Linked DNA regions of Homo sapiens: region 2 is linked to region 1. A link is an interaction called in ENCODE POLR2A ChIA-PET data of the cell type or tissue named here. Cell type or tissue: MCF 10A. All regions are shown on one strand.

Evidence for each region. ChIA-PET counts read pairs that join two places held together with the same protein. Peaks named below come from ENCODE experiments on the same cell type or tissue, not always from the same donor. Only the 100,000 strongest peaks of a DNase experiment are listed, where the experiment ranks them.
Region 2: POLR2A ChIA-PET joins it to region 1 with 6 read pairs; 2 of 35 experiments call an interaction of 5 or more read pairs at or near these places.

Annotation. Positions count from the first base shown.
Region 1 is chr6:27,249,357-27,254,356 of GRCh38, reverse strand. It overlaps PRSS16 (serine protease 16), which reads right to left. Exons shown (of 12, transcript NM_005865.4): 5 at 3,551-3,674; 6 at 3,238-3,315; 7 at 3,093-3,140; 8 at 2,317-2,607; 9 at 1,408-1,549. Among named protein-coding and RNA genes, the nearest start is that of PRSS16, 4.2 kb to the right of the region's middle. RefSeq lists enhancers at 2,076-2,275, 2,296-2,465, 2,055-2,575, 2,846-3,215, 3,356-3,425 and 1 more. In MCF 10A, a CTCF peak has its summit at 2,512; DNase peaks (open chromatin) are centred at 2,396 and 2,886.
Region 2 is chr6:27,372,428-27,377,427 of GRCh38, reverse strand. It overlaps the pseudogene ZNF204P and a transcript of ZNF391 not described here. Among named protein-coding and RNA genes, the nearest start is that of ZNF391, 14 kb to the left of the region's middle. RefSeq lists an enhancer at 2,339-2,408 and a silencer at 4,367-4,529. In MCF 10A, no CTCF peak of the experiment used is centred here; a DNase peak (open chromatin) is centred at 2,147.

The sequences.
Region 1 (5,000 bases):
GTGCAAAGGTCTGGAATGCTCGGAGCTCAAATTGTATTATGTCTGCCCTGCTTAAAACCCATAGCTCACTGTGCTTTCAGGGTAAAGATAACTTCTGTAACATCAGATTAATTCATCCCTTCCCTCCCTATTTGTTGACCACCTACCAGGTGCTCAGATAAATGTTGTACAATGTTGGGCACATGGTGGCAACCAAGACAGCTCCAGGCTCTGCTGTCACAGGACTCAGTCCAGAGGGGAAGACAGGCAATAAAAAATGTATTATGACAGGCTGTGTAAAATGCTAAGGAGAACACAGAGCTATCGAAGTCGGAGGTGGCAAGGCTGACTTATCTTGAGGGATCATGGCTTCCTGAGGGAGGCCACCCTATTGAGACTTGAAGATGAATAATCCAAGCAAAGTGAACAGCATGTACAAAGTTCCTAAGATGTTAGGAAGACTAATGTATTAAGAGGGTTAAAATATGTAAAGCCTTATAATAATAACAATAGCAAGAGGTTTATGGAATACTTACTGTAGACCTGCATTATTCTTAGAATGCTACAAATATTACCTCCTTTAGTCCTTGAAACAACCCTATGAGAGAAATATTGCTTGTATTCCCATTTTATAGATGTGGAAACAGGCATAGAGAAGTAAGTCACTTGCCCAAGTTTGCCCAAGATTACGAGTAGAAAATGGAGCTGGAATTTGAACATTTAATTTACCATATGTAGTATTTGGGACATGCTTATACTAAAAAAAAATCTGTTGTATATCTGAAATTCAAATTTAACTGGGCATCCTGTATTGTATCTGGCAACACTACCCTGGGGTCTTTGAGGAGCTGTGGTTTTGAGTACAGGAGGGACAAGGTTATATTTACAAGGATCTCTGTGGATGCTATGAAAAAGTTGGATTGTACAGAGGAAGTGAAAACCATGAGACCAGAGAAGCGGCTGGGAAGGGATCCCGGCAAGAAAGAATGGAGGTTCCCAGCAGGACAGCAGAGGTAGGCATAGAAAGCACAAGGGATGGACTACAGAGTTGTCCATGCAGAGTGAGGAGGACTCAGTAATTGACAGGCTAGCTAGAAAATGGGAAGGAAGCAACTAAAACAAGGCTCAAGTTTCTAGTCTGGTGGATGGGGAAAGGGGGCCATCCCTGGAATGGGGACACAGAGAAAGAATAGGCTGAAGGGAAGATCACTCAAGTGGAGACCTCAGTGTGTGCGTGAGGAGGCATGTGAGGGCCAAGCACATGCATACACTAGTATGGCTTCCACCTTCTCCAGCCCAACATCTGCAGGTTACACAGTGCCTGAGAGCTGGGTCGAAATGAGTCCAGACCACCTGTAAGATGACTTCTCTGGGCATAGTAAAAAGGTTGTTTGAGGGGACAAAGTTAGGGTTAGGCCAGTCACTTACAGAAGCCGAACTCGGTACATGTCTGATACAACCACTGCCGGTCACCCACACCAGACAGTTGAGGTTCTGTGCTCCTCAGCTGTGCCACTGTCTCTGCTCGGGAAAAGCTTAAACACTTCTGGCCCAGGCTGTGCAAGACAATCTAGGGAACAATGTACATACATAAGACATAAATTCCTCCTCTCTTCCCAGCAAGCCAGGGTGCAGAGGCCTATGTCCCCAGAGGTCAAAAGTCAGAAATAGAAGGGTGAGTTCCTGAGTTCTCCTGGGAGTCAGTGGTCAGAGGGGGTGGATGCCTGGGTCCTTGTGAGTTAGAGATCAATGCACTAGAAGACTGAGACCTTATTACCTGTGAGAGCTTGGGCAAGTGATAATCTTTCAGACTTCAGTTTCCTTTTCTGTAAGTGGCGATAATAATAGTGCCTATCTCTTGAGAACTTAATGAAATAATATATGTGAAGCACTTTATACAGCACTTGGTCCAGACAGTGCTGGAAAAGCGACAGCTGGATTGCAGTTGTGGATTTAGAGGCTGCAGTCCCAGGTACCTAGGAGAACCCTATCCCCAGAGATAACATTTTTTCATTCATTCTAAAAATACTAAGTGAGAATTTGCCATGTGCCAGGCACTCCTGCAGGCCCCCCAAAAGAGAACAGGACAGGATAGGCAAAATAGGTAATAATCGCAGTCTCTAACATTCGCACACTGTGTGCCAGGCTCCCAGCTGATTGCTCTACATGACCCGCCTCATTTCATCTTCCCATCGGCCCTGTGAAGTGTTATCCCCATTTTACAGATGAGAAAACGAAGTTTCAGAGAAGGTTCTCGCTTGCCCAAGATCACACAACGGAAGTGGGGCAGGAATCTTTGTCCGCTAACTCCTCCCAGCTGTGCCAGGGAGTGCTCACCTGCACCGCCCGACGAAGCCCGCAGTAGGGCGTGGAGTGGCTGCGGTTGCCCCCGCCCCCGAGGAGAAGTCCGCAGAGCTGTCGCACGCTTAGCGGCGCTCCCGTCTGCCCATCATACTGCACTACACCTCCCACCAGTGCCTGCAGCGCCCCCAACAGCTCCGCCTGGTTTTCAGCGCGGCCCAGGGGCCCGCAAGCGCTCAGCTCCGTCCGCAATGCTGCTTGAGCCGCCCCACCCGAGCGCAGCCGCCGCTCCACTTCAGCGAAGGCGACGGACACCGCCGCCCGGCACTGTGGGAAGCAAGAGGCGATGTCCGCCAAGACTTAGGCTGGGCCTCGGCTTTCCCTACCCAGGACCTGCGTCCTCCTTGGGTTCCCCACTTTCCCCTAGCGGGACTCAGAGGGTGCAGACCTAGCTCTTGGCCCAGGCCCCCGCCCCCAGGCCCCCGCCCCCAATCCCCTGCCTCGCAGCCCTCCTTCTCGGGTCTTCCCTGCAGGCCCCGTCCTCCATTGTGGCCCCGCCCCACCTTGAGCCTCACCTCCGGATAGGATTGTCCCTGCCCAAACCCCGCCCTCTCTGGGGAGCGCCTCTTTTCCTGGTGCCCCTCCTCTTCGTCAGCTCCCGCCTTCTTCCAAAACCTGCGTATTCCCCCGAGCTCCGACCTTCCTTAGACCCCGCCACGTTGCAGGTTTCGCCCTTCTCTGGCCTCCTCTTCCCTGGCATCCGAGGCCTCTTTTCCCTCCCAGTCCCCCTCGGACTAGGCCCCACCTCCTACCTCCAGGGACCCGCCGATCGCGGTGCTCATTAGGCTTCGGGATACCACCTGTGGGCGGACCGCAGAGGAAGGTATCCGGAAGTGTCAAGGGACTCCGCCCGCTGGGACCCCTCCCCGTCCCGCACCTGCTGCCCGCCATCCTTACGTCATTATACTCGGAGAAATCCAGCACGGCCCGCACCGGGGCGGAGGAGGCGACCGACGCGAAAATGAGATGGGGGAACTAAGGGAGGAGACGCCGTCAGCCTGCGGGCTGAGGGGTTGGAATCGCATATCTTTCTGCCTCTGTGTCACTTACTCGCTGTGTAATCTCGGGCTCTTGTGAGGACAGCTTGTGCAAAATTCTTTGGGCGCGGGAGGAAGGTAGGGGCGTGGTGGGAGGGTATTCCTATTATCTGAGACTGGGGCCCTGGAGTCCGAGTTCCCTCCCCCCAGCCCACCCGGAGGAGTCGCAGGACCTTCAGCCGGGCCCAGGCGGCCAAGGAGCCGGCATAGGAGCCTCCGAAGCAGATCCAGGGGCTGGAGGAGGAGATGTTAAAGAGGCGGGAAAGTGCCAGGCGGGCAGAGACCACATCAGCCAGCCTAGGGTCAAAGGGGGGACTCGGTCGGTCCTCATCGCTGGGAATCCCTGAAGATTTCCCCATTCTGGGGGAAACCCGGATCCAGAGACATGAATGGGTGAATCTGGCCAGAAACCAGGGCCGTTTTCTCATGACGTGTTTCCAAGTGTTCTCCAAGCCACATACACTTCCCAGAACATGTGTGCCTAGGCCAAGGGAGACCCTGTCCTCGTCCACTTTCTAGAAAGCCACCACCCTCTTTCCCTTCTCGTTTTAGGTAGGAGAGGAAAAATTTCCAAGTCAGTTTAGATGAAAACCTGACAAATGTAGGGAAGGGTTGAGGGCACTCAAGGAGGGCTACTAAGAGGAGAAGGAGGGGTCCTAACCTGATGAGTTGCAAGGTATTGGGAGAGAGAACAGACACAAAGAGAAATGGAGAGTGAAGTTTGGATATGTCTAACATCCTCTTTCTCCTCCCAAGGGCTTTCTTTCTTCCCTAACCTTTCTGAATGGCTTGCAGTTGGTACCATCCTGTTGCAGTTAGAAAACCGTTTCGCTTGTAGAAAAGATTAAGATGCAGAGAGACAGAGATGGAGACAAAGAGGCACAGATGTAGATACAGAGACGGAGAAAATGAGACAGGCAAACAGACTGTTACAGACACAGACAGAGATACCAATGAGGAAAGAAAAAGCTAAGTTCTGTAAGAATAAAGCAGATGAAAGAAACAAAAAGCAGGTGAAGTAAAGTTGGAAAAATGGTGGCGGTCGTTAATAGGAGTGAGATGCACTGAAGGAGGCTGGGGTGAGAGGCATAAAAACATCTAGGGGAAGGCCACGCCATGCAGAGGGATGAGTTCAAAGGCTCAAGGCAGGAATGTGCGTGTAAGTCTGGAGGACAGTGAGGACTTCAATGTAGCTGGAGCCCAGTGAAAGTGAGAGAGTATAGGTCAGAGTTAACTAGAGGCCAAAACCCACTGGACTCCATGGCGACTGTAAAAGCTTTGACTTTACTCTGAAGTCAAATACAGTCAAAATTGCTTTACTTCTGAAGCAATACAGAAGATGTCTGAGGGACTTAAGCCAGGGAGGATCATGTCCTGGTTTATGCTCTAACAGAATTACTCTGATTTCCACCTGGAAGTCAAGGGCAGAGCAGGAAAAATGGTGAGAATGCTGTGGCCGTAATCCAGGTAAGGAATGCTGGTGGTCTGCACAGTGATACAGTGGCTTACTTCAGACAGAGACGCAGAAATAGAAAGAACACAGGATAAGAGAAAGACAGATAGGGAGAGTCAGAGACCCAGAAATGGAAAGAGAAAAAACAAGACCCTATGAAACACAGAAGA
Region 2 (5,000 bases), 120 kb before region 1:
GTTTGCCCTAAGCAGTTTCCAGCTTGAGTTTTCCTTAGTGATATTGGGGGCACAAGATATTTTCCTTTCACAGCACTAAATGGTTAATGAGACTGACAACACCAAGTTGCATCAAATTGGCCTTGTGGTCGGAGTTCTGGTTAATTGTCTCCTCTGTTGTTTCCAATGAGAAGCTACAGGAGGTTTCTGCTTTCTACTAGTCTTTCATTAATCTTGCCTAGTTTATTTGACAATGATTTTCTAATTTTTAATTTTCCAGATTGAATTGTTTATATTTTTCCAATCCTGCTTTATTTGAATCCTCATGGCAATTTTTCGTTTTGGAGCACTGAGGTTCTAGGTACTTAATTCTCAGTTCCATCTGACTCAGTTGTTGACAATTCCCTTTAGATGCTCCTTGTGTCACTTGCCAGGTTGTGTTCTCACAACCATTACATTATTAACTCATTTAATATTCATAACAATGGGTGGAAGGAGCCACTTAGGAATAATCTCAAGGCAGGAGGCACCCAAATACCTAGTTTTACAAACTTCACAAGAATGTGTACGTATTTTATTATTTATTTATTTATTTTGAGAGGGAGTCTTGCTTTGTCGCCCAGGCTGGAGTGCAGTGGCGCAATCTCGGCTCACTGCAACCTCCACCTCCTGGGTTCAAGCAATTCTCCTGCCTCAGCCGCCGGAGTAGCTTCAAGCGGCTCGCCATTACATCTAGCTAATTTTTTTGTATTTTTAGTAGAGATGGGGTTTCACCATGTTGGCCAGGCTGGTCTTGATAAGGTTATACCTTATCAATGGGTGGAAACTGATTTCGTTTCTATTTTAAGTATGAAGAGACTGGATCCCAGAGATGTTGTCATTTGCAATACAGAGATGTATACAAGATCAGGCAGAGGAGTTAGAGAGCACATACACACATACGTCCCAATCCAAAAAATACCACAGTGAGGTAGTATAAGGAAAAAGACTGAACTGGGAATAGAAAGGGATTCTAATCCTAGTTTTGCCATTTGCTACTTGTGAAACTTTAATAACATCTTGGGCCTGTTTCTACAGCAATTAAGAATATGTGCTCCTGTAGCCAAATCAAGTGAATGACCTTGGGTGAGTTACTTAACCTCTCTGTGACTATTTACTCATCTGTAATGTGTTAATAATAATTCATTAATAATTCATTCATTTCAAATAGCAAAATTCTTGACAATCTTATGATTTCAGCAAACAATATTATCTTTTTTTAGTGAGAGTAGCAAGACAAAGGTGGGCATGTCATTGATAAGGAAACAATAAACATTTAAAGAGAGTGATTATTGAGGCAGGAAAATAGGGCCTGGAGGCAGGAAACATACAACTGTTTCACACTTCAGGTATAGCAGGAAATATCTTCTCCATAGGGCTTACACCATAAATGACTTTGTAACTTTACTTCATCCTCTCCATTTACATAGGGCGAACCCGAAGTAACCAATTGAATCCTCTAGGGGGTATTTAAACTCCCAAAAATTCTGTAACGGTGTCTTTGAGTTCCTATGCTCGGCCCCCTCCCACACTGTGGAGTGTACTTTCACTTTCAATAAATCCCTTTGTCCCTTCCTTGCTTTGTGTGATTTGTTCAATTCTTTGTTCAAGACGCCGAGAACCTGGACTCCCTCCACCTTTAACAATTATGACACTTTATAGCTGCTACAGTATGATTTTGGTAGAAATATTGCTTGATGTTAACTTTGCAGCAGCCTGTCAGTGTCATTGAGTCTGGTTAATAGCAGGGCTGATTTTTGCCTTCTCAAATGCGATAAAACATGTAAAGTACTTAGAAGAGAGCCTGACATACAGTGTGTGCTTAATTGGCTATTTTTATTGTAGAATAAAGGTGTCTGATTTTTCTGGGACCCTGTGATTTTTAATTAGTGGTTTAATGTTTGTGTGTTATAAAAGAGATAATAAGAACCTGTTTCTGTCCTTTGCTTACTAGAGATCTGTCAATGATGTAATGCAGAGGAACTTTACTGCATACAAATTATTCACGTTATACCCTAGTCACAGTGGAGGTGTCACATAGATCAGACTCTCCAGCCGCCATGCCTACACCTCCCAATTAGGACCTCAGGCCTGTGCTAGCCACGCCCCAAACCCTAAATCTCTCCAGCCGCAGACAACCCTGGGAAATGTAGTCTGCGGACAAGAGCCAGCCGGCCCACAGCCAGAGCCATGCAAGCGCAGTTCTCTTCGGACAGGTAAACCCTTTCTCAGCGGGCTCCTCCGCGCGCTGAGTGTCAGTTGCACGTCTTACCTGATAGGTGGGTAGGCACTCGCCTGTGGAGGAGCCTGAAGCTTCTAGGGGTGCCTTGCTCTTTCAGGAGAAAGCGGCCAGAAGGAGCGGGTGGGGAGCCCTGGAGAGGTGGGAGTGGAGGCTCTCTTTTATACCTGCGTCTGTCGCTGATTCCAAAAGGCGTAGGGGAGCCCGGGACGCGCCCTCCAGGCCACTGGGCGGGCAGTGTATCCTGCGGGAACCCGAGCCTGCTCGGGGCTCTGTGGGGTTGAGGGTCGTGGAAGGCTTCTAGGCGCAGGAGCGGCGGCGACTGTGGCTACTGACATTAAGAAGGGTCCCCGGGAGTTTTGCGAGAAATTAGAGGGTGACGACGGCCAGCGGGCGCTGGTCATAAAATTCCGGGCTCAGCCCGGCCTCCAGAGGTCAGAAATAGGTGGTTATCTGAGAGGGAGGGACGAGGCGAACTCTCCGAGAGCCACAAACTGGAGAAGCCGCTCCCGCTGGCTGGGACCAGGGACTCTCCTGCAAGAGGCCTAGGGTCACTAAGGAAACATAACCAGCGGTAGTGCAGGGAACGGAACCTGCGTGATGTCACAGCGGCTGGAGCAGGTAAGGTGGAGGATACGACTTTGCCTGAAGAGAGATAAGAAATAGACCAGCTCAAGAGCGAGTGTGTTCTGGGAACTGATTTGAGAAAGGAGAGCTTTCCCTTTCCTCACCTGAAGGCTGAGGAAAACACACACACACACACACACACACACACACACACACACGAGTTTTCGTGTGAGAAAGTGGGAAGAAAGCGAAATTTCACGCTTGTGTAGTAGGGGCTGTATGAAGACGACCAAAACCCCTCTCTGGGTCACTTCAAATGTACGTACCCCTTTCTCCACTCCAGCCTTTTATCTATCATAGTACAATGGAAACAGCCTGGTTTAGTTAATTTTAAAATTATCATACATAAAATTGGCATGGTGGGGCATACTGTTCTAGAACATGTTTAGATTCCGGTAACTACTACCACAGGATGCAGAGCTGTTTCATTCACTCCAGAAAACTTCCTTGTGCTACCCCTTTATATTTACACTCTTTTCCCACCCTTAACCCTGGCAGCCACTGATTGTTCTCCATCTCTATAGTTTTGTGTTTTCCAGAGTGTCATATAAGTGGAATAATACAATATGTACATTTTCACACTGGCTGCTCTCCCTCAGTATGAAGCCTTTAAGGTGGCCACATTATTGTGTCACTTTCTTCTTTTTTGCTGAATAATATTGTTATTGCTAAATAATATTGTATATAGATGTATCAGGTTTTAAAAAAAATCTCACCTTTTGAAGGACATTTGTATCATTTCCAGATTTTAGTAATTATGAATGATGCTGCTGTAAATGTTCACCTACAGGTTTTTGTGTGAACATACATTTTTCTTGAGCCAGGATTTTGAATCCAAACAGGTCTGAATTTGAATCCTGGCTTTGAAACTTATTGGCTCTGTGGTAACCTTGGGCAAGTTATTTAACCTTTTCGGGGGATTTAACTTTCATAGTGGGTTGTTGTGAGGTTAAACGACCCAATATATCTCAATAGTTTTCAACTCTTTCAGACCAAGCGGGCTCTTTGTATAACAAATATTTTGTAATGCCCCCATTTCTATCCATAAATAAAATTCATTAAATTGGCAATAAGCTTAACCTACCTATTTTAAAGCCATATGATGCCCTAATTCTACAATAAAGGAGAAATAAAAGAGAATACACTGCAACTCAGGCTGATAAAATGATCGAATCTCAGTAAAATTCAGAACAAAGTACCTTGATTTAGACCATAGTTGTCCTTATAGAAAATCATCATATATTAGCACTGAAAAAAAAAAAAGAAAGAAAGAAAAGAAAAAGACTCTGTGGTTGTGTGTAAAAAAAGAGTTAGGTTCTAGTCTCTGATAATTATCAATAGAATTTTTACCCATCTGAATGTCCTGCAAAACATTAAAAAATTGTTTGGGATTGTCCTGTGCTGAAGGACATCTGGGATCCCTGACTCCTACAAATTAAATGCCAGTAGTTATTTCTTCCACTCAATACAAGGACCAGGTCCTGTCTGCTGAGTTCCTCTGGTTTATGTGAAACATTCAATATAATAACTAGCTCATGGCCGGGCGCGGTGGCTCACCCCTGTAATCCCAGCACTTTGGGAGGCCGAGGCAGGCAGATCACGAGTTCAGGAGATCGAGACCATTCTGGCTAACATGGTGAAACCCCGTCTCTACTAAAAATACCAAAAAAAAAAAAAAAAAATTAGCCGGACATGGTGGCGGGCGCCTGTAGTCCCAGCTACTCGGGAGGCTGAGGCAGGAGAATGGTGTGAACCCGGGAGACGGAGCTTTCAGTGAGCCGAGATTGTGCCACTGCACTCCATCCTGGGCGACAGAGCGAGACTCTGTCTCAAAAAATAAATAACTAAATAAAAATAAAATAACTAGCTCATGGCAGCTGCAAGCAATAACATTCTAAACCTCCAAGAGGACATCCTCCATTGCTTAGGTCTTTCAGGAGCTGGCTTTAACAATTTCATTTTCTTATAAACTCATGCTTCTTAAACTTGAGTATGCATCAGAGTCACCTGGAGGATTTGTTAAACACATTGCTAAACTCACCACCAGAGTTTTTGATTCAGTAGGTCTGGGGTTGGGCCTAACAATTTGCATTTCTGGCAAGTTCCCGGGTGATGC